3 separate regions of the Homo sapiens genome follow, and regions 2 and 3 are each linked to region 1. The links are chromatin loops, found by intact Hi-C in ENCODE. Cell type or tissue: PC-9. All regions are shown on one strand.

Region 1 (8,000 bases):
TCCATAAGTTTTAGCATGTTGTGTTTTCATTTCCATTTGAAGGTATTTTCTAATTTCCTTTGTGATTTGTTTTGACTCATTGATTGTTTAATAATGTGTTGTTTAATTTCCACATACTTATAAATTTTTTAGATTTCCTTTTGTTACTGCTTTTTAGTTTCACTCTCTGTGTTAAAAAAATTAGTCTGTATGATTTCAGTCTTTATAAATGTATTAAGACTTGTTTTGCAGCCTGACATACCGTCTATCCTGGAATGTTCTACATGCACTTGAGAAAAATGTATAATCTACTGTTGTTGGGTGAAGGGCTCTGTATGTCTGTTAGGTCCATTTGGTCTGAGTGCTGTTTAAGTCTTCTACTTCCTTATTGATTTCCTGTCAGGTTATCTATCCCAATAGTTGGTTAAAAAAAAAAATACTAGGGAAAATACAGAGTTGAAAAGGGTACTCGGTTATGAATATTATCATAAACCGATAGAAAAGTATCAATTTGGCAAACATTTTGGAAGGCAAATAGACAATATTAACAAAACTAAAACTTGCAACCCACTTCTAAACATCTATAATAGAGACACAAACATGGTCCCTCCTTGTGCACCAGAAGGTAAAGTACAGCACTGTTTTTAATATGAAAAAAATTAGAAATATACAAAAATAGCCATTCTTAAAAGACTGGTTAAATAGATTATGGTACTTTAACACACTATGGAATACAATACAGCAACCAAGAAGAATTAGGGAGCCTGCTTTATATGTACCAATAAAACATAAATTAAAAAAAGCAAGCTATAGCATATATACAGGATAATCATATATCTGTAGTCATTACACATACTGTATGAAAATAGATAAATAAAAAGAAAACAATCTGGACAAACATCAAATAATAACTGGATACTTCAGAGGCTGAAGGCAGTAAAAGAGGTCTTTAAAAAAACGGTTTCAATTTTTTGCCAGAACAATGTATTCATGTATTAAAAAGGAGACATAAGTATTTAAATACATTGCAGTCTAGGAATGATTAAGCTTAAAGATAAGTAGCTCTGTATTGCTCAATGGCTTCTCAGAGCACTAATCAGCAATAATTGTTTTGTATTTAACTTTTATTTTTGGCCAAGAACACCATTTTCTTATATCAACACCTGAACCAGCAGTTGGCTTTCTTTTTTGGACCTCTGTCACAGCAAAACAATGTTTTATTATCTTATAAGGCAACCAGTAGAAATCATAGCTAAATCAAAGTGCAGGTGGAGGGCAACAGTAAGCTAGGTAAGTCACTAGGTTTCACATGCCAGCTAGCTTCACACTATTCAAATCTGTGCTTTGCAACATGATCAAATTACCTGTCATGGTTCTAAGAGGTTGTTTCTCAAAAGTGGTATTTGGAATGTTAAATCAGAAACTGCCAAGACATTATTATAATTATAAACAATCACAATGCTTTTAAAATTATTTATCATTTATATGTTATTTATTAGGACTAAAACACTTATTATTATGTTTAATCTAAAAATGGCAGAGTATACCAATACTCAAAATATAACCCCCAGGCTGGGCGCAGTGGCTCGCACCTGTTATCTCAGCACTTTGGGAGGCCGAGGCAGGTGGATCACGTGAGGTCAGGAGTTCGATACCACTCTGACCACCAGAGTGAAACCCTGTCTACTAAAAACACAAAATTAACCCGGCTACTTGGGAGGCTGAGGCAGGAAAATCACTTGAACCTGGGAGGCAGAGGCTGCAGTGAGCAGTGAACCGAGATTGAGCCATTGCACTCCAGCCTGGGCAACAAGAGCAAAACTCCACATTAAAAAAAAAAAAAAAAAAAAAAAAAAATATATATATATATATATATATATGCACACACACACACACACACACACACACACACACACACAACACACACACACACACACACACACCTCCTTTTAACTTCTAGGAAAACGGAAAACTGAGATCCTAAATTTGAAGTTTCAGAAAAAGAACATACTTTAAAACATTTCTTTAGAAGTGTTCTAGTTTGTGTTATAATCACTAACTATCAGAGTTAAAGAAATTAAGTCACAAAAATATGCTCAGTATACTCATGCCAGTGTTATTTCACATTAACAAAGTCAACAGTCACTTTTGACTCTTCCTATCAAAATAAAAAGGAAAGATTGTAGTTGCTAACATACACAGCTGAGAAACACATTTGGAAAACTAATACTGTGTTCTTTTAAAAATGAATAATTGTATATATAATACAGAAGTAAGTCAGCCTAGTAAGACAAGGCTGAAATTTTACCTAGAGAAAAATTTGATAAACAATCACAGCTTCAAGACAAAATAGCTAATGATCCATAACATGAAAATTCAATTGACATCAGAATTAAATTCTTCATATAAGATATCCAAAGTCCAAATACGTAATACAATGATCATGTTATATGCTTATGTAAGTCCAAGGTCTTATGTCATTCATTTGACCTGTATTATTAATATTTCATTCATTAATTCAATATTTACGGAGTATCTATTTTATCTATCTATCTATCTATCTGTCTGTCTGTCTATCTATCTATCTATCTATCTATCTATCTATCTATCTATCTATCTATCTATCTATCTCAGGCACGGAGGCATATAAAGTAGAATGGCTCCTAGCAACAGGCATCAAATAATTGTACTAACAGATTATGTTTAGCTTATTACATAAAAACTGTTGTATTTAGATGTAAGTCCAAGCAAAAATCAGGGGGAGGGAGGAATAACTTTAAGAATGTCACATTCTAGTTTTTAACTCTAGCTATACATGAGAATCACCTGGTATCTTTAAAAAATAAAAAGAAAAATCAAATGTTCCTAGGTCCCAATGTCACTTATCCTCATTTCCTCCCCTATTCCTCCATTCATATATGGAATTGGTCTGGAATAGGTCCCGTAGCACACTTCTCCTGCTACACAAGCCACCCTCAGGTGACTCTGATCTGCAGCCAGGGTTGAGTATCTCTGTTTTAGCCAATCATTATTTTCAAAGTATAAATACAGCTTAATGCTACTGGGATCATCAGAACTTCAAGCCTTTTGTTTGATTCACTATTTGTACTGAGCAGGCTTTTCTATAGCTCTGAAAAAGTAAAAGTTAACTCTGTAGAAAACTCACAGCAATGCAAATAAATTTTGTAGGTAGAGATGCAGATGAGGATATTAATATTTTATATATAATTTGGTAATCTCAGTCCACCATTCTTTCCTTCAGTGACTAGTGTATGTCAGTGTTTCCTAGTCCTTTGATCAGCTTTTCTATAATGTTGGTTAACTCATTAATAAGTTAATTCTTTGACAGGTCTTTACTTTTAAAGAAAAAAAAAAACAGAGCAACTAGCATAACCAAAAAAAAAAAAAAAGAAAACCCACAAATAAAATCCACAACAAAGAGAAAGATTCCCCTTAAACCTCAAAATATGAGCAGAGTGACAAACCAGACAGTTATGAGGCCCACAAAGTATCAGCATTTGTGTATGATGAGGCAGAGGGAAGGCACGGGGTTTTTCTGATGGCCCTGGGAACAGGAGAATCCCTTCAACCTCCCCTGAAGCCTCAATGGCATACTAGTCTCAGAATAGCAGCCTCATCTGGGAAAGGCTCTGAAGGATCTTGTTCTCAGGCTGAGAACAAGAACAATGCCATGCAAATAGGTGTTAGAGCAGTCTGGGCCATGTAAACTCTTGAAACTGATACTTCTTTTAGAAAAACTCCTAGGAGTAGACTCCAGACTGAGAAGAACAGGGCAACAGAAGCAAAGACAAGAAAAGTTCCAGATAAAAGAGAAAGGGAGCAGAAAAGATCTCAGAAAGGATGAAACCATACTTTGAAAAATCACCTTGTGAACACAACACAAGAGGGAGCTCTAGAGTTATGAAGCTGAAAAGGCTATCCTGGCCTATTCCTCTCACCATACAGGAAACTTACTGCACTGAAAAATGAGCGACAGAAGTATTAAGAATTCCACTTAAAACTATTATAAGGAAACACAGACTGGAGTAGAATCATGTCTCTACAGCGTGAAGTAAATTAAGAAAATTACAGAAGCTCTGAAGAAACATAAGACTCAGAAATTAGGTGACTGGAGAAGGAATTGAAATGAGAGGTGATAGAACTAAGAATTAAAAATAAAAAAAATTATTTCAGAATGAAAAGTACAATGCTTAATGCATTAGGGAAAAAAGGAGGATGGCTTTAAAAATAAAAAGATAAAAAGTTTTGAGAAAAAGTAATAAATAGAAAAGATTTTAAAAGATGAAGATCCAAGATAATATAAAGGGTACAGAGGGGAAACAAAATACAATAAATACCAAAAGGTATAATTCAAGAAAAAAAAAGTTCCTAAAACAAAAGATGACCTGAAACTACACATTTATTATGACTTTGAAAAGACATAGTTTATGCCAGAACACAATGGAGTAAAATATTAAATATACTCAATGAAAGAAAAGGTGAGCCATGGGTTTCATATCCGTCCAAATGAACCTTCAAGTATAAAGGTTGCAAACAAACTGAAAAGAACATGCAACATGCAAGTACTTGGGGAATACCATGAACACTGCCTGAGAATCTACTCAACTCCAGGGCAGGGGTCAGCAAACTTTTTCTGTGAAGGGCCAGAGAGTCAATACTTTTGGCTTTACAGGTCCTATGGTTCCTGTCACAACTGCTCAGCCCAGATACTGCAGTGTTTACGAAGGCAGCTATAAACAAAACATAGAGAGATCAGTCACATATGGCTTGTGGGTCATGGTTGCTGACCCCTGTACTAGAGAATGAGCTTCAGAAACCAAAACAAACAAACAAAAAAACTAGAAAGGACTCAACATGAGGACTGGTGCTGAGAATTAAATATATATTTACCAGTAGAACTAAGACTACCTGATGGTTATCAGGGTCTACAGTATAGCTCGTAATGGCTAAAAGCTCTGACAAACTATTTTTAAAAATGGGAGGAAAGTGGTGAATGTACATGAAAAGTAAAATAAGCTCACTTACTGCCTTAAATGCATTAACTACAAGTCAAGCAATAGTATTTCAAATCAGAAGAGAAAGAGGGTAGGGAGAAGTGCTAGTTAACTAAATGCTCATAGGAATTAACCCATTTATAGTAGCCCAAAAGGTATTACATAAGGTATCAGTATAAAGAACCATTAGAACAAAAACACAAACCTACCTAAATATCAAAAGATATACCAAAGCAAAGAGCAAACATACAAACAAAACATTAAGAAAGACAGTAGGCTACATACAGTTCATCCAAGAAAGTGGAATACTATATATATATAGTTGCTTATATATTTTAAAAGTGGAAGGATAAACCATAAAATTAAAAAAAAAAAAGATTTCATCTGAAAGAGTGAGTAGGGTAGAAGAGTCAGGAATATGAACAAGAATCCTCTGTAGAATGACTTCAAAATTCTACATAATTCTGTCACACAATTATAAGATAAATTTAAAAAGCAGTAATTCTTAAACAATAAAATTTTTTTTAAAAACCAAATGAGCTGTTGGTGTAATTACACACAGAAGTGAGTGTAATAATTTAAAAACACAGTAATTTGACTGTACATCCCTACTATGTTATAACCTATAGGTTTAAACAAAGCTGAAAAATGCAAGAAAACATAAAACGTTTTCAGTAATCAATAATAATGCAAGCTGTTGTCTTTGAACTGTAGTATAAATCAAATGCATAATTAAATCAATGTCTCTGGACTTTTGGTGAAGTTGAAGGAACTCTACATAGTAAGACTGATAAGATTAAGTTAAATCCCTTTATCTTTGAATCTGAAATTTCAATATAAATTCATATTTTGTTTTGTTTTTCTAAAATTATATTTATCTCCTAGCTCTATTCATTAAAAAGTCCTATCAACAATGACCAATCCAGTAGAAGGGAGTATTCCCAATGCCCAGATTTTAGCCTCTACCATTTCCCAAAGCAACCAGACTCCTTTTAGAAATGACTGATTCCAGGCATAGAGCAAAAAAATAGGACCTGCAATAATTTGTCATCCTAGAAGACAAGGAGGCTATTAAGCCACTAGATGTGAGATAAAGGTCATGTCAAAAGGACACAGGAACCATCCTGAAACAGCATCCAACAGCCAAAGACAGATATGTGAGGCATCAGTAAGAATAACTGAAATGAGGCCAGGCGTGGTGGCTCATGCCTGTAATCCCAGCACTTTGGGAGGCCGAGGTAGGAGCACTGCTTGAGACTAGGAATTTGAGGCCTTCCTGGCCAACATAGTGAGACCCTGTCTTTTCTACAAAACAAAATTTAAAAAAAACTGAATCCATGTAAAACAAGTATTTATATGCATGAGTTCATAATACTAAGGAGAAAAAAAAATCATTACTTACTTTCAGAGAATGCTAATGAATAGAATTCGTTATTGTTGAAAACTGACAAAGGAAAAGAATCAAGCACTTGTTCTGCTTTTATTATAAATCAGAACTTCAGAGTAATCAAATGGCCGACAAGGTGAATTTTCTCTTTACAGATGTATTCCAGTTAATAAACAGAGGTCTGATAAAGACATGTCATCACTTTGCAACCACCAAGAAAAAAATGCATGTAGGCAATGAGCATCCATTTTGAGAGCATCACAGAAAGGCATTACATACTTTTTGAGGTAAGTACATGGCCCAAAAAACCCACACTGGATCAGCTCTCTAGATCTAATTACCAACTTGTCAGAAATACAGGGAATAGAGGAACATAGTCAATGATACCATGGGGATGCAATCATAAATATTCAGGCTATAAAAAGATCTATAGGAAAATCCTGCATGACATGTTTCTTCAACAACAAAAAATTCCAAGAAAATAGTTAGAGGGGAAACCAATGAACTAAAAGAGACTTAAGAGATATAGTTAAGGCCGGGCGCGGTGGCTCACGCCTGTAATCCCAGCACTTTGGGAGGCCGAGGCAGGCGGATCACGAGGTCAGGAGATCGAGACCATCCTGGCTAACACGGTGAAACCCCGTCTCTACTGAAAATACAAAAAATTAGCCGGGCGTGGTGGCGGGCACCTGTAATCCCAGCTACTTGGGAGGCTGAGGCAGGAGAATGGTGTGAACCCGGGAGGCGGAGCTTGCAGTGAGCAGAGATCGCGCCACTGCACTCCAGCCTGGGCAAAAGAGCGAGACTCTGTCTCAAAAAAAAAAAAAAGAGATATAGTTAATCATAATGTATGTGTCTTATTTGGACTACAAACAGGCAAAATGAACCCCAAACCAAAAAAAACCTAAACAAACAAAAAACCCCACAAAAACACACAAACAAGATCAAGAAAATGCATGAATTCTGAACTGAATCTGATATTAAGGAATTATTTGTACTGTTTTGTAGAAAGTGTATTTTATTATGTTTTTAAAAAGTTCTTATCTAAGGTCCGGCATGGTGACTCACACCTGTAATCCCAGCACTTTGTGGGGCCGAGTCTGGAATTCAAGACCAGCCTGGACAACATGGCAAAACCCTGTCTCTACTAAAAATACAAAAATTAGCCGGGCATGGTGGCACACACCTGTAATCTCAGCTACTCAGGAGGCTGAGGCAAGAGAATCTCTTGAACCCAGGAGGCGGAGGTTGCAGGGGGCCGAGATCGCACCACTGCACTCCAGCCTGGGAGACAGAGCGAGACTCCGCCTCAAAAAAAAAAAAAAAAGTTTTTATCTAAGACAATAAAGATAGTAAATGGAATATTTACAGATGAAAGGACATGACATCTAGGATTTACTTCAAAATAATTCATATATTGATAACTGCTAAAGCTTAGTTGAAGACCACGTATTTTACTGTGGCAAACTACAAATACTATTTCTGTATTTGATTTGATTTGAAACATACCTAAAAATAATCAAGGTTGTCATTTCATACTTTTTTCTTTTTTTGAATACAAGATATTTTAAATGCAACTAAAACTGTTTTGCAAAATGCTTACAACTTAAAACACATAA
Region 2 (8,000 bases), 970 kb before region 1:
CACTGAGGGTCTCCCAGCTGCATGGAAATGGGACAACATTGGTAACAGGTGCCAACCTGTGAGATTTTGGAGCTGTCATTGCTCCCCATGGGCACATGGGTGCACCAGTCATAGAGTACCATAAAGTAGCCAGCACTCCCGCACTTGTCCTTCAAAGCCTGACCCTTCCAGTAGCAGCAATCAGCTTCCTCTAGACCTAGAATCATGCGACAGTCCATTTGCAAAGAGCAGGATAAAGAACTTGAGCCATCTAGTGGGCTCTTGGGCATAGTTGGGAAGACGCAAGGCAAATTCCCTCTTCCAAAATATCCACCTTCCCATTCCACCACACTTAACACTTGGCTATTAAAAACCTTATTCTTGAGGTCAGAAAGACTTGCGGGGCGCTGGAGTTCCCCAGTGAAAATGCCAATAGCACTGGGTAATAAACACGTAAGTTATTGTCATGGGTGATTTGCAAACCTGCCAGCAAGGCAGTGAGCAGTTCCCTGGGTGGGGTCCAGGACGCAAAAGGAGAGAGTTCACGAAAGTCAAGATGAGAGGACGGCAAACGGAGAGCTGCCCAGTGCACAGATCTGCCTGAAGGAACACTGCTTCCCAAGGAAACACATCTGTTTGTTGTGAAGCTCTCACTATGAAAAACAGAATCTGACCGGGCGCGGTGGCTCACGCCTGTAATCCCAACACTCTGGGAGGCTGAGATGGGCAGATTGCTTTAGCTCAGGAGTTTGAGACCAGCCTGGCCAACATGGTGAAACCCTGTCTCTACCAAAAATACAAAAAATTAGCAGGGTGTGGTGGCGTGCACCTGTGGACCCAGCTATCTGGGAGGCTGAGGTTGGAAGATCACTTGTGGGAGGCAGAGATTGCAGTGAGCTAAGATTGTGCCACTGCACTCCAGCCTAGACAACAGAGTGAGACCCCATGTCAGAAGGAAAGAAAGAAAGAAAGAGAGAGAGAGAGAAGGAAGGAAGGATAGAAGGAAGGAAGGAAGGGAAGGGAAGGGAGGAAGGAAGGAGGGAGGAAGGAGAGAGAGAGAGAAAGAAAGAAAAAAGGAAAGAAAGGAAGGAAGAGAAAGAAAGAAGGAAAGAAAGAAAGAAAGAAGGAAAGAAAGAATGAAAGAGAGAGAGAAAGAAGGAAGGAAGGAGTGAAGGAAGGAAGAAAGGATGGAAGGAAGGAAGGGAAGGGAGGAAGGAAGGAGGGAGGAAGGAGAGAGAGAGAAAGAAAGAAAAAAGGAAAGAAAGGAAGGAAGAAAGGAAAGAGAGAAAGAAAAAGAGAAAAAAGGAAAGAAAGGAAGGAAGAAAGGAAAGAGAGAAAGAAAGAGAGAAAGAGAGAGAGAAAAAAAGAAAGAAAGAAAGAGAAAGAAGGAAGAAAGGATGGAAGTAAGGAAGGAAGGGAAGGAAGGAAGGAGGGAGGAAGGAGAGACAGAGAAAGAAAGGAAAGAGAGAAAGAAAGAAAAAAGGAAAAAAGGAAGGAAGAAAGGAAAGAGAAAGAAAGAGAGAAAGAAAGAGAAAAAAGAAAGAAAGAAGGAAAGAAAGAAAAGAAAGAACGAAAGAAAGAATGAATCCATTGTCAGAGTCTGGCATGGAAGAGGGTTTTTTATCTGAACATTGCAAGTATTTGAGTTAGACCTCTGGCCATGCAATCTCTCTCTCTCTCTCTCTCTCTCTCTCTCTCCCCCCCCCTTCTCTCCCTTTCTCTCTCTCTCTCTCTCTAGTTTTTTCTTTTCTCTTTCTCTTTAATGCCATTAAAGGATTTTTGCCCTTATCTAATCTTGGCAAGGAAAGGGTAGAATTCTGCATTTTTTTATTCTTGCTACTAAAACTGTGACCATAATCCTAAAAATTGTCTCTCAGTTATTAGAATCTGTAGGCACTTTTTCTCCATTTCCTCTCCCCCTTTTTAGGCCTTCGTATCCTGCTATCTCCTATCTTTTCCTCATATGCACCCTAATGTCTTATCTGTCACCATAGAGATTGTAAAATCATGAAGACCTGTTGGCCTAGCATCTGTTCTTAGGAGGAAATAAATGAGTGTGTGTGTGACTTTGGGAACAAAGTATTGCTGAGGCTAATGATTACTCATTCATTTTTTTTTTCATTCATTTATCCCTGAAACAAACAATTATCGAGCACCAACTATGTCTTAGGCACTGGGAATACAAAATTCAGTTAGCATCATGCAGACCCTTTAGCTGTCTCCATTTCAATAGGAGAGATAAACACTGGATTGCAATACATTGTGCTCAGACACAATAATAAGAGGTGCGTAGATTAAAATGGTCTGACACAGCATTTGAAACATCCATATAACACCTTTCCAAAGCTTCCTCAGGCCATGAGCATGGGGAGAAGCTTTGTTTCTGTGGTTACCAAAGGTCTCATCTTAGACCCACCAAAGTCGGCAGAAACCTGAGAGTGAGCCGGGAACTCACGGTTCAGGGACACTGGATATGCCCCAGAGATAGCAGAGGGGAATGAAGACATGAATGCTGAGCTGGGCTCTGCAGGTGTTGGATGGTCAAACCAAGCTGCCTGGATCATTATATAAAAATAACATCAGAAGCACTTTTCTCTTTTCCAAATAGAAGGGACCCTACTCCATAGCCTTGCCCTACTCCGACTAAGACACTGGCAGCGAACTCCTTAGTGTTTGCCACACTATGGTGTCCTTGAGAAGTCTGAATCCTGCCGCACCCCACCTCTGAGTGTCCACCGTCTGCACATTGCCGGAAACTAGGTGTTTTAGCACAGAGCTTCAGGCATGAGAGCGACCAGCAGGGCCGGCCAGTGCCCGGTGCTATGCCTGGCTTCCTTGCCCTGCATGTTGATTGGCAGAGGAGATAAAACACAAAAGGAGCACCAGTGAAGGGATAGGAGAGTAGAGCAAGGTAGAGAGGAAGGGAGGACAGGAAGCAGGGAGGAAAAGCAGCAGCCAGGTGGTCAGGAGATAGTGTGCAGACACTGAATTAAAAAGTGGTCCTAATTCCCTTCATGGAATTCTTTTTGTTTCTATTTGGTTTTGAGACAGAGTCTCATTCTGTTGCCCAGGCTAGAGTGCAGTGACACAATCTCAGCTCACTGCAACCTCCACCTCCTGGATTCAAGTGATTCTCCTGTCTCAGCCTCCAAAGTAGCTGGGACTACAGGTGCCCACGACCACACTTGGCTAATTTTTGTACTTTTAGTAGAAACGGGGTTTTGCCATGTTAGCCAGGCTGGTCTCGAACTCTTGACCTCAAGTGCTGGGATTTACGGGCATGAGCCACCCTGCCCGGCCCTTAATAGAACTCTTAAAGGCCACACAGTGCTTCACTTTATACAAGAAAGCTCGGAACAGAAAAAGTAGTTACTGCCACTCTTCTTTGAAATTGTTAAGTCCCCTTTGCTTCTTTGGGTACACGGAGAAGTTGCCAAGGCAACCCGAGCAGGGAGATGCGGAGTCAGGCTTTTCTGTCTGTGTCCTTCATGTTGGGTACAGTGCTTCACACATGGTAGGCGTGAGGGAGGAAAGAGCGGAAGGAATAGATGAAGCTCAGCTTTTTTTTTTTTTTTTTTTTTTGGCATTGAAATTGCACTCTTTTGGGGTTTTTTAAAATTATAGTTTAAGTTCTGGGGTAGATGTGCAGAACACGCAGTTTTGTTACATAGGTATGCACGTGCCATGGTGGTCTCCTGCACCCATCAACATTAGGTATTTCTCCTAATGCTATCCCTCCCCTAGTCCCCAATCCCCCAACAGGCCCCGGTGTGTGATGTTCCCCTCCCTGCGTCCATGCGTTCTCATTGTTCAACTCCCACTTATGAGTGAGAACATGCGGTGTTTGGTTTTCTGTTCTTGTGTTAGTTTGCCGAGAATGATGGTTTCCAGCTTCTTTGCAGCGTCTGTGTTCTTCCAATAGTTCCCAGCCGCACTATTTTGGACTTGAGTCACTAGAGGGAGGCAGAGGAACATGAAAAAGCTGCAGTTTCCGTCCCTGCTGGGCAGGGCTGCCTCAGACCTGAGCTGAGGACTCAGGAACTTCAGTGACCAGGCAGGATTAGAGATGGGAAGAATTCCAGGCTTCAGCCTTCCCCTTAATTCAAGATGTGTATTCTGCCTTTAATCAGAGTGTAACCTATGTATTTGTAGGAAATAATAAGAAAAAAGCTGCTTATTGCAGAGCCATGTAGAATTATCGGGTGGAAGTCAGAGAAAGAGACGGCGGGTCAACAGCTCCCAGCAGACAGCGTGACTCAGCAGGAAAGCCCGTGGGAATCAGAGCTTTGGGACCAGAGTGCCCTGGCCCCGCAATCCTCACCAAGTGGCTGGCGCTCAGAACCCCAGGTGTTGTAATCAGTAAAAGGGTGGCGGTAATCACTTCTACCTCATTGGGTTACTATACAAAGCACGAAAATGGATCAATATTTAAAAAAAAAAAACCAGCCCTCTCCTAAAACAGAGGAGAACTATATGGATGTCAATCCAATTATTACTATTAACCATGTGTTCAAGTCATGAGGTTGTCTACTTAATTATGTCCTTAAAGTTTGTTGACCTTAAATAAGGTGATACAGAAAATATGATGAAGTATGGGGTTTATTTGAGTACAGAGCTTGAGAACGGTCACCCGGAAAACACAGACCCCAAAGGGACATGCTCTAAAGTGGGGAAGCTAAGGCTGTGCTTACATAGGTAGAGATGGTTTCGGCAGGTTGCAATGTTTTCCGTGCAAGGCTAGATACATGTCATAGCGATTTGATTAGGGTGGCTTGCTCCATTCCATGGAAGATGGCTGTAATGTTCTGTGAGGACAAGAGTAATGTTCTGAGGGGTCACCACTCAGAGGGTCTTATTTCTGGTGCTACTCGGTCATTCCTAATCGTTTACGGGAAAAAGCAGAAGTTGCAACGGCATGCTATGTGACTCAGTCCATTTCTCTCAAGGCTCAGAATAAAGTTCCAACAGTTTTAAATTTGAATTATTTAATTTTGCAAGTTCTCCAGAAGACAGTAAGCTCTAAAAGGGAACGAACTATGGTCGTTGTTCTTAGCATCTAACATGGTACCCATTCAATATTTTTTCTTTCTTTCTTCTGCTTTTTGTAGAAGTGGGGTCTTTCTATGTCGCCCAGGCTAGATTTGAACCCCTGGGCTCAAGCATCGTCCCACCTCAGCCTGCCGAGCACCCAGGACTGTAGGTGCATGCCAGCTGGCAGATTTTTTTTTTTTTTTTCAGTTTCTTAAATGAATGAGTAAAAACACTTACATGTAGCCAAACCATATAATTTACTAGCTAAAATGAGCCTTTTTTTTTTTTTTTCTGAAAGGAAGCACTGTTAGCAATTACTCCAGGAAACAGGTTAAAAGCAGAACTGTCCTGGGCCTGCCGAGACACGGGACGTGGGATTGCTCGAGAGATCCAGCTCTCGCTGTGTGTTGAAATATAGTTCAGGGCACACTGCTCAGGGCTGGGACTGCCCTGCGTATATGACAGTATTAAGTCATCTCACCTGCATAACAACACAGCGAGGTTGGTACTGTGACTACTCACATTCAACAAATGTGTATGGACCACCTGCTGTCTTCCAAGTCTTCCAGAATCTTGGAATGCATCAAAACACAACAAGCAAGATGTCTGTCCTTTCAGAGCAGGAGATGAGGAAGACAGACAGTAAATCACAAACATAGCAAACAAGTAAATTACATAGTTTGCTAAAAGGTACTGGGGCTACAGATGAAAGAAGGGCAGAGCCGGGGGATTCAGTGTTGAATGAGGAAACTCAGGTAGAGAACACCAAGTCAGCAGCCGACATCTCCAGCTGGCTAGTAACAGAGCCCCATTCTAACTTGGGCAATCTGGCCACGTTCCTGCTCTTCACCTGGACTCTGCCTTCTCTTTCAGTTCTGACGTGCGTCAAACCGTGCAGCATGTTCAAATTCATTCAAATCCATCAGTGGCACAGAAGAACACACAAAATCTGGCAATACTTCCTTGAACTAAACTCAGTGTCCGCCCCCCCAACCCCCGATTGATGCCAGACATTTGCCACCCTGGGGACTTGATCTGAGTGACCTTGGGTTCATAGGAGATGCTGGGCCCTTGGAATTGATTGTCTACCCTGTAGGAATGGAGGCCACATCTCTGTTCTGCCTGGAGAACTTTTTCATCATGAGTTTGTGGAATCCGCCAGCCAAGCCCACCAGACAGGACTAAACAAACGACTCTAGGGGGAAAGGCCAGGCTTCCTGAAAGTCTAAATTGCTTGAACTAATGCTGGCATTTCAGCATTTTGAGCCATTCAAGCCACATGATGTCAAACTTCCTCTCCTCCACCCCCATCTCCTCACCCTGCTCTCTTCTGCCTCTTGACCTTCCTCATCTTGTGGCTCTGGCAAAACTCCAGGGTGGCTATTCAACCTGTCTCAACACACCCTGTGCCAAAAAAAAATAAAAAGAAGGAAAAAAAAAAGGGGGCAATTTCTGTCTCCAGGGCAAGGGCTGCTGGGCTCAGCCGGGTGGATGTTGCCAAGAGCGCAGCAATAGCTCCAGGCTAGGCAGGGAGCACAAAGGAATCTTTAAATTTAAAACTCACTGCAGAAAGGAATTGAGCACATTCTCAACATTCTGAGTCTGTGTGTTTATGTTTAAATATTCCAACCACTAGCTTACATACCATCTAGTAAGTAAATCACGGTGAATATTTATCGAGGACCTACTATATGCAAGGCACTCTGCTCACCATTATTTACTTGTGGGGACACTATGGCTTTCACCCAAAGCTGTCATTCTCTAGGCTGCCTTTTCATATCTACAAAGCAAGGGAGTTTACATTGACAGTCTCCAGAAATTCAGCTTTAATGGCTGGGTGCAGTGGCTCAGCCATTGTATCATTGTATCATTGTATTGATATGCCTGTAATCTCAGCACTTTGGGAGGCTGAGGCAGGCAGATTGCTTGAGTTCAGAAGTTCGAGACCAGCCTGGGCAACATGGTGAAATCCTACAGAAAACTCTATAAAATTTTTTTTTAATTAGTTGGGTGTGGTGGCTTGCACCTGTGGTCCTAGATACTCGGGAAGCTAAGGTGGGAGGATGGCTTGAGCCCAGGAGGTAGAGGTTGCAGTGAGCTGTAATTGCGCCACTGCACTCCAGCCTGGGTGACAGAGCCAGACTGTGTCTCAAAAAAGAAAAGAGAAAAAAAAAGAAAAAGAAAAATTCAGCTCTAAAATTGTGACTCGTTCCTTGCTCTACTGTGAGCATCCTGAAAGCAATTGTGTCTCCTTTCTCTCTCTCTCCCAGCATCTAGCACAGGCCATGACATGGAGGAAATGATGGGTAAACGTCCATTGAGCAAATCAAACTTCTGAAATAAGGCTCTTCAAGAAGGTTTCAACAACCAACCAAAGGCTGACTCACATGCCCACTCCAAATGAATGAGAAAACATATTATAGAATTTTCCTGTTGTTGAACAGCTGGGCACAGAAAGCTTTTTTCCTCCATGAAAGAATATTGACTAACTTATGCAAGCCTCTCAAAATCTAAAAGTATTTTCCAACACACAGTCAAATTATATGACAAACAGCCCTTTATTTTAAAATAAATATCATCTTTTGAAGAACTAAGTTGGAAGACTTACACTTCTTAATTTCAAAACTTACTACACAGTGACAGCAATCAAGATATTGTGGTACTGGCGTAAGACTAGACATGAAAATCAATGGAATAGAATACAGAGTTCATACATAAATAAGCCTATACATTTATGGTCATCGACTTTCAACAAAGGTGCCAAGGGAATGCAAAGGAGAAAAAATAGGATTTTCAACAAATGATGCTAAGAACAGCTGAATATCTACATTCAAAAGAATGAGCTTGAACCCCAATCTCACACCATGCACAAAAAGCAGCTCAAAATGGATGATAGACTTAAATGTAAGAAGTAACACTTATGAGATTCTTAAAATAAAACATAGGGATAAATCTTGACTTTGGGTTAGGCAAGGATTTCTTTCTTTCTT
Region 3 (8,000 bases), 420 kb after region 1:
GGCATGACCCATCATTTTTAAGGGATTTTTCTATACCATCTCTGTTTATTGATTGTATAACCCTGGATGCCAAGAAGGTATAAAATCCCATGTCCAGGCATCAATACAGGCCCTCTGCTCTCAATGAGAGAAAAATACCTAGGACTTGTGGGGATACAAGGAATCCTTTGTCCAAGTGATTAGTCTTTGGTCTTTAACACTCAGCCTAGTACATTTTGGGTTGGGAGAGGGGAAAAATGGGGAATATTAACCTCATCACTAAACTAACACTAATATTCTTTAGTGGAAAAAAGGTTATCCTGTCGAACCAGCAAAATGGCTAGAGGTTTCTGCAGACATTCTAGTTCATCCAAAAGTTTTAATTAATTTTAATAATCTTAGTGAGGTGCTAAAAGAGGGACCCTAATGGGATGTGAGACTCCCAAACTCAAAGAGATTCTAGTTTCATGAAAAGCAAATTCTGTGACTTCACAAACTAGATATTTCATTAAGGTCACAATGTAGCCAAGCAATTCTGGGCATGACTGTTTAAAACAGGAATGTGAAACCAGAGCAAAGGCAGCCCTCCTTTGGCTGGGCGATGGCATAGCAGACCAGGAACTTTCCCCCACATGGTGCTCTATACAGGACAGGGGTGAATCAGCTCAGCTACACCATGTGCCTTAGAGACTCTGAACATGAGACATGTGGAAAAAGACCCTAAAAAACAATTACAGGCAGAATGCAGGAAAAACAGCCAGATCACCAGGCGTGGTGGCTCATACCAATAATTCCAGCATTTTGGGAGGCTGAGCCAGGAGGATCTCTTCAGCTCAGACCAACCTGGAACACACCACAAGAACTTGTCTCTGCTAAAAGGAAAAATTTTAAAAATTAGCTGGGTGTAGTGGCACCTGTCTGTAGTCTCAGCTACTTGGGAGGCTGAAGTAGAAGGATTGCTTGAACCCAGGAGGTCAACGCTGCAGGGCACTGTGATTGCACCATTGCACTTAAATCTTGGCAAAATTTTTTACAGTGGCAACACAGGTTATGGGATGGAGAGAAGAACAAGCCTGGCTAGCAAACGAGGTTTCATTATTTAGATGAAATCTCCCAGGAAGCAGCCCTCAGAGAGAACAGCTGGGAAATGTTTTTCTTTAGACCTTTAAAGGTATCAGATTCTCAGTTAATCTTTCTTCTATCCAAGAGAGATTCTCAGAGAAAGCCCAGCTGTAACAATGCAAATTTTCTCTACAGATGCAAGTCTTTCCCACTAAAGACAGCTTTTTGGCTCTTCTCGTATTTCCTGCCCTTCTGAATAGCTGTCTTGAAATGTGTCAAAGAAATTTATTTTAGTGCAAAATGTATTGGTTCCCTTGAAGCTCAACTCTGACTCCAAGTAAGACAAGAGGGGATTTATAACCATAGAGCACGGTGAGGTCAGAGGAGAAAAAATTGCTAAGAGGAAGCACCAGAGGTTAGGGTGGCAACAGCAAGGCAGAAATTCTGGAATACCAAACGATATGGTTTGGTTCTGTGTCCCCACCGAAATATCATGTCAAATTGTAATTCCCGGTGTTGAAGGAGGGGCCTAGTGGGAGGAGATTGAATCATGAGGGCTGACTTTCCTTTTACTCTTCTCATAATAGAATTCTCATGAGATCTGGTTGTTTGAAAGTGTGTAGCACCTCCACCTTCTCTCTCTCTCTCCCTCTCCCTCTCCTGCCAGCCAAGTGAAGACATGCTTACTTCCCCTTCACCTTCCTTCATGATGGTAAGTTTCCCGAGGCCTCCCGTGCCATGCCTTCTGTACAGCCTGCAGAACTGTGAGTCAATTAAACCTCTTTTCTTTGTAAATTACCCAGTCTCAGGTAGTTCTTTATAGCAGTGGGAGAATAAAATAATACAGAAAATTGGTACTAAATAGTGAAGCATTGATATAAAGATACCTGAAAATGTCAAAGCAAATTTGGAACTGGATAGGTAGTAGGTGTGATTGGAAGAGTTTAGAGGGCTCAGAAGAAGATGGAAAGATGAAGGAGGGTTTTGACTTCCTAGAGACTTGAATGGTTATGAAGAAAATGCTGATAGGGATATGAACAATGAAGTCCAGGCTGAGGAGTTCTCAGATGGAGATGAGAAACTTATTGGGAACTGGAGTAAAGGTCACTCTTCCTATGCTTTAGCAAAAAGATTGGCATCATCGTGTTCCTACCCTAGAGATCTGTGTCACTTTGAGCTTGAGTGAGATGATTTAGGGTATCTGATGGAAGAAATTTCTAAGCATCAAAGCAAGCAAGATGTGGCCTGGCTGCCTCTAACAGCATATTCTCACGTGCATGCCCAAAGAGATTATCTGAAACTGGAACTCATATTTAAAAGGGAAGCAGAAGATAAATGTTTGAATAACTTGAGCCTGGCCATGTAGCAGAAAAGAAAATATTATTTTCTGAGGAAGAATTCAAGGTGGTTGCAGAAATTTGCATGAGTAAAGAAGAGCCAAATGTTAATAGCCAAGACAATAGGGAAAAATGCCTCCAAGGTATTTCAGAGACCTTCAAGGTAACCCCTTCTATCACAGACCTGGAGGTTTAGGAGAGAAAAATAATTTCATGGGCCAAGCCCAGGGTCCTACTGCTCTGTGAAGTCTTGGGACATGGCACCCTGCATACCAGCCACTTCAGCCCCAGCCATGGCTAAAAGGGCCTCAGATACATCCTGAGCTATTGTTTTAGAGGATGCTAGCCCCAATGTGTGGTGACTTCCATGTAGTTTTAAGCCTGTGCCTGCTCAGAGACTAAGAGATGAGGCTTGGGGGCCTCTGCCTAGATTTCAGAGAATGTATAAAAATGCATGGACGTCCAGGCAGAAGCCTGCTGCAAGGGTGGAACACTCATGGAGAACTTCTTCTAGGGCAGTGTGGAGGGGGAATGTGGGGTTTGAGCTCCCACACAAAATTTCCACTGGGGCACTGCCTAGTGGAGCTATGAGAAGAGGGCCACCATCCTCCAGAACCCAGAATGGTATATCCACTGAAAGCTCATACTGTGTGCCTGGAAAAGCTGCAGACACTCAATGCCAGCCAGTGAAAGCAGCCATGGGGCCTTTACCCTGTATAGCCACAGAGGTAGAGCTGCCCAAGACCCTGGGAGCCCACCTCTTGCATTAGTGTGGCCTTGATATGAGACATGGAGTCAATAGAGATTATTTCGGAGCTTTGAAATTTATTGACTGCCTTTCTGGGTTTTGGACTTTTATGGGGCCTGTAGCCCCTTTGTTTGGGCCAATTTCTCCATTTTGGAACAGAAGCATTTACTCAATACCCCATTTCCATTGTATCTAGAAAGTAACTAACCTATTTTTGATTTTATGACTCATAGTTGGAAGGGACTTGCCTTGTCTCAGATGAGACTTTAGAATTGGACTTTTGAGCTAATGCTGAAATAAGTTAAGACTTTGGGGGACTGTTAGGAAGGCATAATTATCTTTGGAAATGTGAAAAGAATGTGAGATTTGGAAGGGGCTGGGGCGGAGTGATATGGTTTGGCTCTGTGTCCCCACCCAAATTACATGTGAAATTCTAGTTCCCACTGTTGGGGAAGGGGCCTGGTGGGAGGTGATTGAATCATGGAGGCTGACTTCTCTCTTGCTGTTCTCATCATATGGTTCTCCTGAGATCTAGTTGTTTGAAAGTGTGTAGCACCTCCACCTTCTTTCTCTCTCTCTCTCTCTCCTGCCAGCAATGTGAATATATGCTTGCTTCCCCTTTGCCTTCCTCCGTGATTGTAAGTTTCCTGAGGCCTCCACAGCCATACTTTCTGTACAGCCTGTGGAACTGTGAGTCAATTAAACCTCTTTTCTTTGTAAATTACCCAGTCTCAGGTAGTTCTTTAGTTCTTTATAGCAGTGTGAGAATGGACTAATACACAAGAATACAGTCAGAGCAAAGTTTCACTATTCTCACATTTCCTCGGTACTAATCAAATATGTCCATGCTCTGCTCTTGGCCGTCTATGGGAAGGTGGGGTTTGCAACACCTTACATTGTCTGGGGACCCAGGGCTGGAATTGCTCCCTCAGTGAATCACTGGGGGTGGGATTGACAGAGATAGGGGGTCCATATGCTTAGGAAAGTGGATGTAATTGGGCTGTACCAATGAGGAGTCTGTGTTAGGGAGGGTAGTTCTGTGTCTACAGAACACAGAGGGAATTTATGCTACTACAGGTAGAAATTATAAGCCCCTGGGGACATCCAATGTCAGTCTTCTTTTACCTAATTTGGGACATAACTGTCAAGTATGTTTTCCTTTATACTGGAGAATAATGTTAGAAATGATATCTCCTGCCTATCTACAAAACTCCTCTATAAAAATGTAGAAAAGAAAGAAAATAATTTTCTCATTCAAAAGGCATTAAACCACACTGCAATGTGCACCATAGGTAATGTCTAATGAAACTACAGGGCACTGGAGCCTTAGACCCTGCCACTTTGTTGACACCTACTGGGCAACCAAAGGAACTAGTACACAACTGCCTAGTGGTTATAGATCAAGAGTCTTCCAGGCGACCAGATCTGAAGGACACAGCCCTCCAGGGTGGAGACTGGATGCTCTTTGTGGACAGAAGCAGCCTAGTCACCAACAGAAGGAGGAATGCTGTCTAGGCTATAGTGACTCTCTTGGAGGTAATAGCTGCAAGAACTCTCCCAACAGGGACTTCTGTGCAAAAGGCTGAGTAAATTGCCCTTATGAGAGCCTTGCATCTGTCCAAAGGTAAGAGAACCAATATCTAAACTGATTCCAAATATTCTTTCATGATAGCCCATGCACACAGAGCTATTTGCAAGGAAAGGGGCAGATAATACTAAAATTAAATATGCAAAGCCATGTTGGAGCTATTGGAGGTATTGGCAACCCCAAGGGAAACAGCTGTTAGACATTGTCCATGCCATCAGCACAGGAATTCCAATCTAGCTAGAGGGAACGCTTTCACTGACTGCACAGCCAGGCACCCAACCAATAGCAGTGCTGAGGTCCAGGCACCTTTAATTCCCCAAATAGATCTGACAGCTTTCAAATCCCAGTATCCTCTTGAGGATAAAAAGGCTACCAAGGACAGAGGATGTATTCAAGATAAGAAAGGTTGAAAACTAAATGATGAAGGCGTGGTTTGGATGCCAACACACCTTGTTCAACCAATGCCAAAATATACACATGATAGCATGCATTTCGGATGAGATGCCTCATTAACTTTCTTGCAAAAATATATAAAAGGAAAAGGCCTGAAGGCTCACTTGGAAAGGATAACACAACAGTGAGACCTTTGTGCTAAAAACGAGCCCAGTAACCATAGCAGAGGACAGCCTGGACAATAGGAGAGAGGTTTTGCTTTGGAAAAATAAATTTCTAAATTGACTGGGGCATGTCTCAGGTATTTGGGGCTCACAATACCTAAATAAATTAAAAGCAGAAACTAAAACATGTTTTTGAAGCAATGTTAGTATTCATGATAACCTTATTCATAATAATTCTATTCACAATAATCAAAAGGTGAAAATGCAAGTGAGCATCAGCAAATGAAAGGATAAACAGAGTTTAGTGTCTACAAAGGGACATTATTTAGTTTTAAAAAGGAAGGAAATTCAGATACGTGCAATAATATGGTTGAACCTTGAGGACATTTTACTAAGCCAAATAAACCAGACACAAAAGGACAAATACTGTATAAGTCCAACTATGTGAGGTGCCTAGAATAATTAAATGCAAAGACAGGAAGTAGAATGGTGGTTGCCAGAGGATGAAATAAAGGGAAATGGGAAGTTGTTGTTTAATGAGCAGAGTTTTAGGTTGGGATGATTAAAATTGTAATATATGTATACTGGTGATGCTTGCTCAATAAGGTTGATGGACTTAATGCTAATAAACTATATGTTTTAAAATGGTTAAATGATGAATTGTATGTTATACATATTTTACCACACTAAAGAAAAGGTTTAATGACAAATAACAAAGCCAGGATACATCGAAGATCTACACCCATTTCCTTCTTTCCTAGGCCCTGGAGAAATGCAGAGATGCAGGTTTAACCAGGTCCATCAGGGTGTCCAGTTTCAATCACTAACTGCTGGAACTGATCCTCAGACAAGCCAGGACTCAAGTACAAGCCCACCTACAACCAGATGAGCCCTTAGGGCCACTGGGGCCATTTCTGACTTTGTGCTCTTCACATACTTCCTTACATTAGAATAATGTAATTGTTCAGTATGTTGTGCTTTAATTTTTTAAGAAAATGTCAAAGGCTAGCCATGACACGGTTATGTGTATTTCTTTTAACTTTTCCATAAATATTAAATAATGTAATTGTTCAGAAATAGAATCAGAATCGTTTCATAAATATTAGATAAGGTAATTTTTCAGAATTAGAATTAAATAATGTAATTTAGGTCTCCAAAACTTTTTTATTTTCAATATTTTTAACTTTTATTTTAAGTTCGGGGGTGCACATGCAGGTTTGTTATATAGGTAAACTCATGCCATGGTGGTTTGTTCTACAAATTATTTTGTTACCCAGGTATGAAGCCTAGTACTCATTAGTTATTTTTCAAAATCTTCTCCCTTGTCCCAATTTTGATAAATTGGTAGAGGCAACAGCCTGAATAGAGGTTCATTCAAGTGTAGGAAGAGAAGAATTAGATACAGAAGTGTAGAAGGTATTCAAAGAATGGGTTATAAATACACCAGACAATTGAGAAGTCCCTGAAGAAAACAATGAAGTCAAATGACAATTTTCTTTGAGATGACAGAAAAAACAGCATGCCTATGTGCTCTTAGGAAGAATCTAGTAGAAAGAGAAAAATTGATGATGCAGGAGAGAGATGAGAATTGCTGAATCACGTTTGAATTCATTTCTTATTTCTGCAGTAAAAAATTATCACAAATGTTGTGGCCTGAAGCACCATAATTAATTTTCTCACAGTTCTGGAGATCAGAATTCCAAAATCTCGTTCAACAGGCTAAAGTCAGGGTGTCCACAAGGTTGTATTTTTTCTTGAGGGTCTAGGGGAAAATGCTATTCTGGGCCATTCCAGGTTCCAGAGAATGTGTTCCTTGGCTCATGGCACTTATTCTATCTTGAAAGCCAACTGCATGGCATCTTAGGATCTCTTCCCTATGGGTCTTTCCTTACACATCCTCTTTGATTGTGGCCCTCCTGGGTGCCACTTGTAAGGATTTTGAGATGACATTGCCCATCCAGATGATTCAGGAAATGCTTCTATCTTAGGATCCTTAACATAATCACATCTGCAAAGTTTGTTTTGCCAGGTAAGGTAACATAGTCACAGCTTCCAAAGATAAAGGCATGAGTTATTGGCAGGGCAGGGGGAGGGAGCAGTATTGAGCCTACTGTACTAGCTTTGTGGAGAACTTGAAGCAAGTAAGCCTTAATTTTCTAGCCTTGCTAATAGAAAGTACTATATCACTAGCCACTAGGTCCTGAAAAATCTAGATTTCATCTCAGATATAATGAAATAAAAACCTGTTCCTTAGCTCTGATATCATTTATACCCTATCATATGTCCCCTTCTAGATATAGTCCCTTTATTCCCTTAGTTTACCCTTTCTCCCAGGATTTGTGAATATCTTTTTTCGCTGTACATGCAGAGAACTCCAGCATTGCTGTTCTTTACATTCTCAACAACTGAAAGTTTCTACTCATACCTAGATTATACTTCAGGCAACTACTTCCATGTTATAACTTATACAGACAAAGAAGTACTTATAACTGCTCTATGAACCTTTAACTTTAACACACTTCATACTAATGAAGCCTCTTACGCTTCGATTTTCACTACACATCAGTTCATCAAGTTCTTGTTCATTAAGGGTTGCAGTCATTGGGTCTCTCGTGTTTCCTCTTTCCATTCTTTCAATCCCCACACAGGTTTACATATTCAGATTTGCTTACATAATAAAGTAAATTGAAATCCTCAGACTACACTCATTCTCTCTAAATTTCTCCTTT

What was found. Hi-C counts contacts between places; a loop is a spot of excess contacts. Peaks named below come from ENCODE experiments on the same cell type or tissue, not always from the same donor. Only the 100,000 strongest peaks of a DNase experiment are listed, where the experiment ranks them.
Region 2: a loop joins it to region 1, with 8 times the contacts of the local background. A loop is called at or near these places in 2 of 110 quality-filtered maps.
Region 3: it touches region 1 in a loop (4-fold over the local background); 6 of 110 quality-filtered maps call a loop at or near these places.

Annotation. Positions count from the first base shown.
Region 1 is chr10:5,430,085-5,438,084 of GRCh38, reverse strand. The region is part of intron 3 of NET1 (neuroepithelial cell transforming 1); the gene reads right to left. Among named protein-coding and RNA genes, the nearest start is that of NET1, 22 kb to the right of the region's middle. In PC-9, CTCF peaks have their summits at 3,663 and 3,881 (motif pointing right); no DNase peak of the experiment used is centred here; H3K27ac peaks cover 1,664 bases.
Region 2 is chr10:6,397,933-6,405,932 of GRCh38, reverse strand. LOC124902370 (a long non-coding RNA gene) reads left to right here. Exons shown (of 2, transcript XR_007062044.1): 2 at 4,132-7,604. It also overlaps a transcript of PRKCQ not described here. Among named protein-coding and RNA genes, the nearest start is that of LINC02656, 52 kb to the right of the region's middle. In PC-9, a CTCF peak has its summit at 3,956 (motif pointing right); DNase peaks (open chromatin) are centred at 3,962, 4,262 and 6,532; H3K4me3 peaks cover 717 bases; H3K27ac peaks cover 2,008 bases.
Region 3 is chr10:5,011,653-5,019,652 of GRCh38, reverse strand. It overlaps a transcript of AKR1C2 not described here. Among named protein-coding and RNA genes, the nearest start is that of AKR1C2, 12 kb to the right of the region's middle. In PC-9, CTCF peaks have their summits at 4,194 and 4,404; DNase peaks (open chromatin) are centred at 512, 5,222 and 6,052; H3K4me3 peaks cover 6,682 bases; H3K27ac peaks cover 8,000 bases.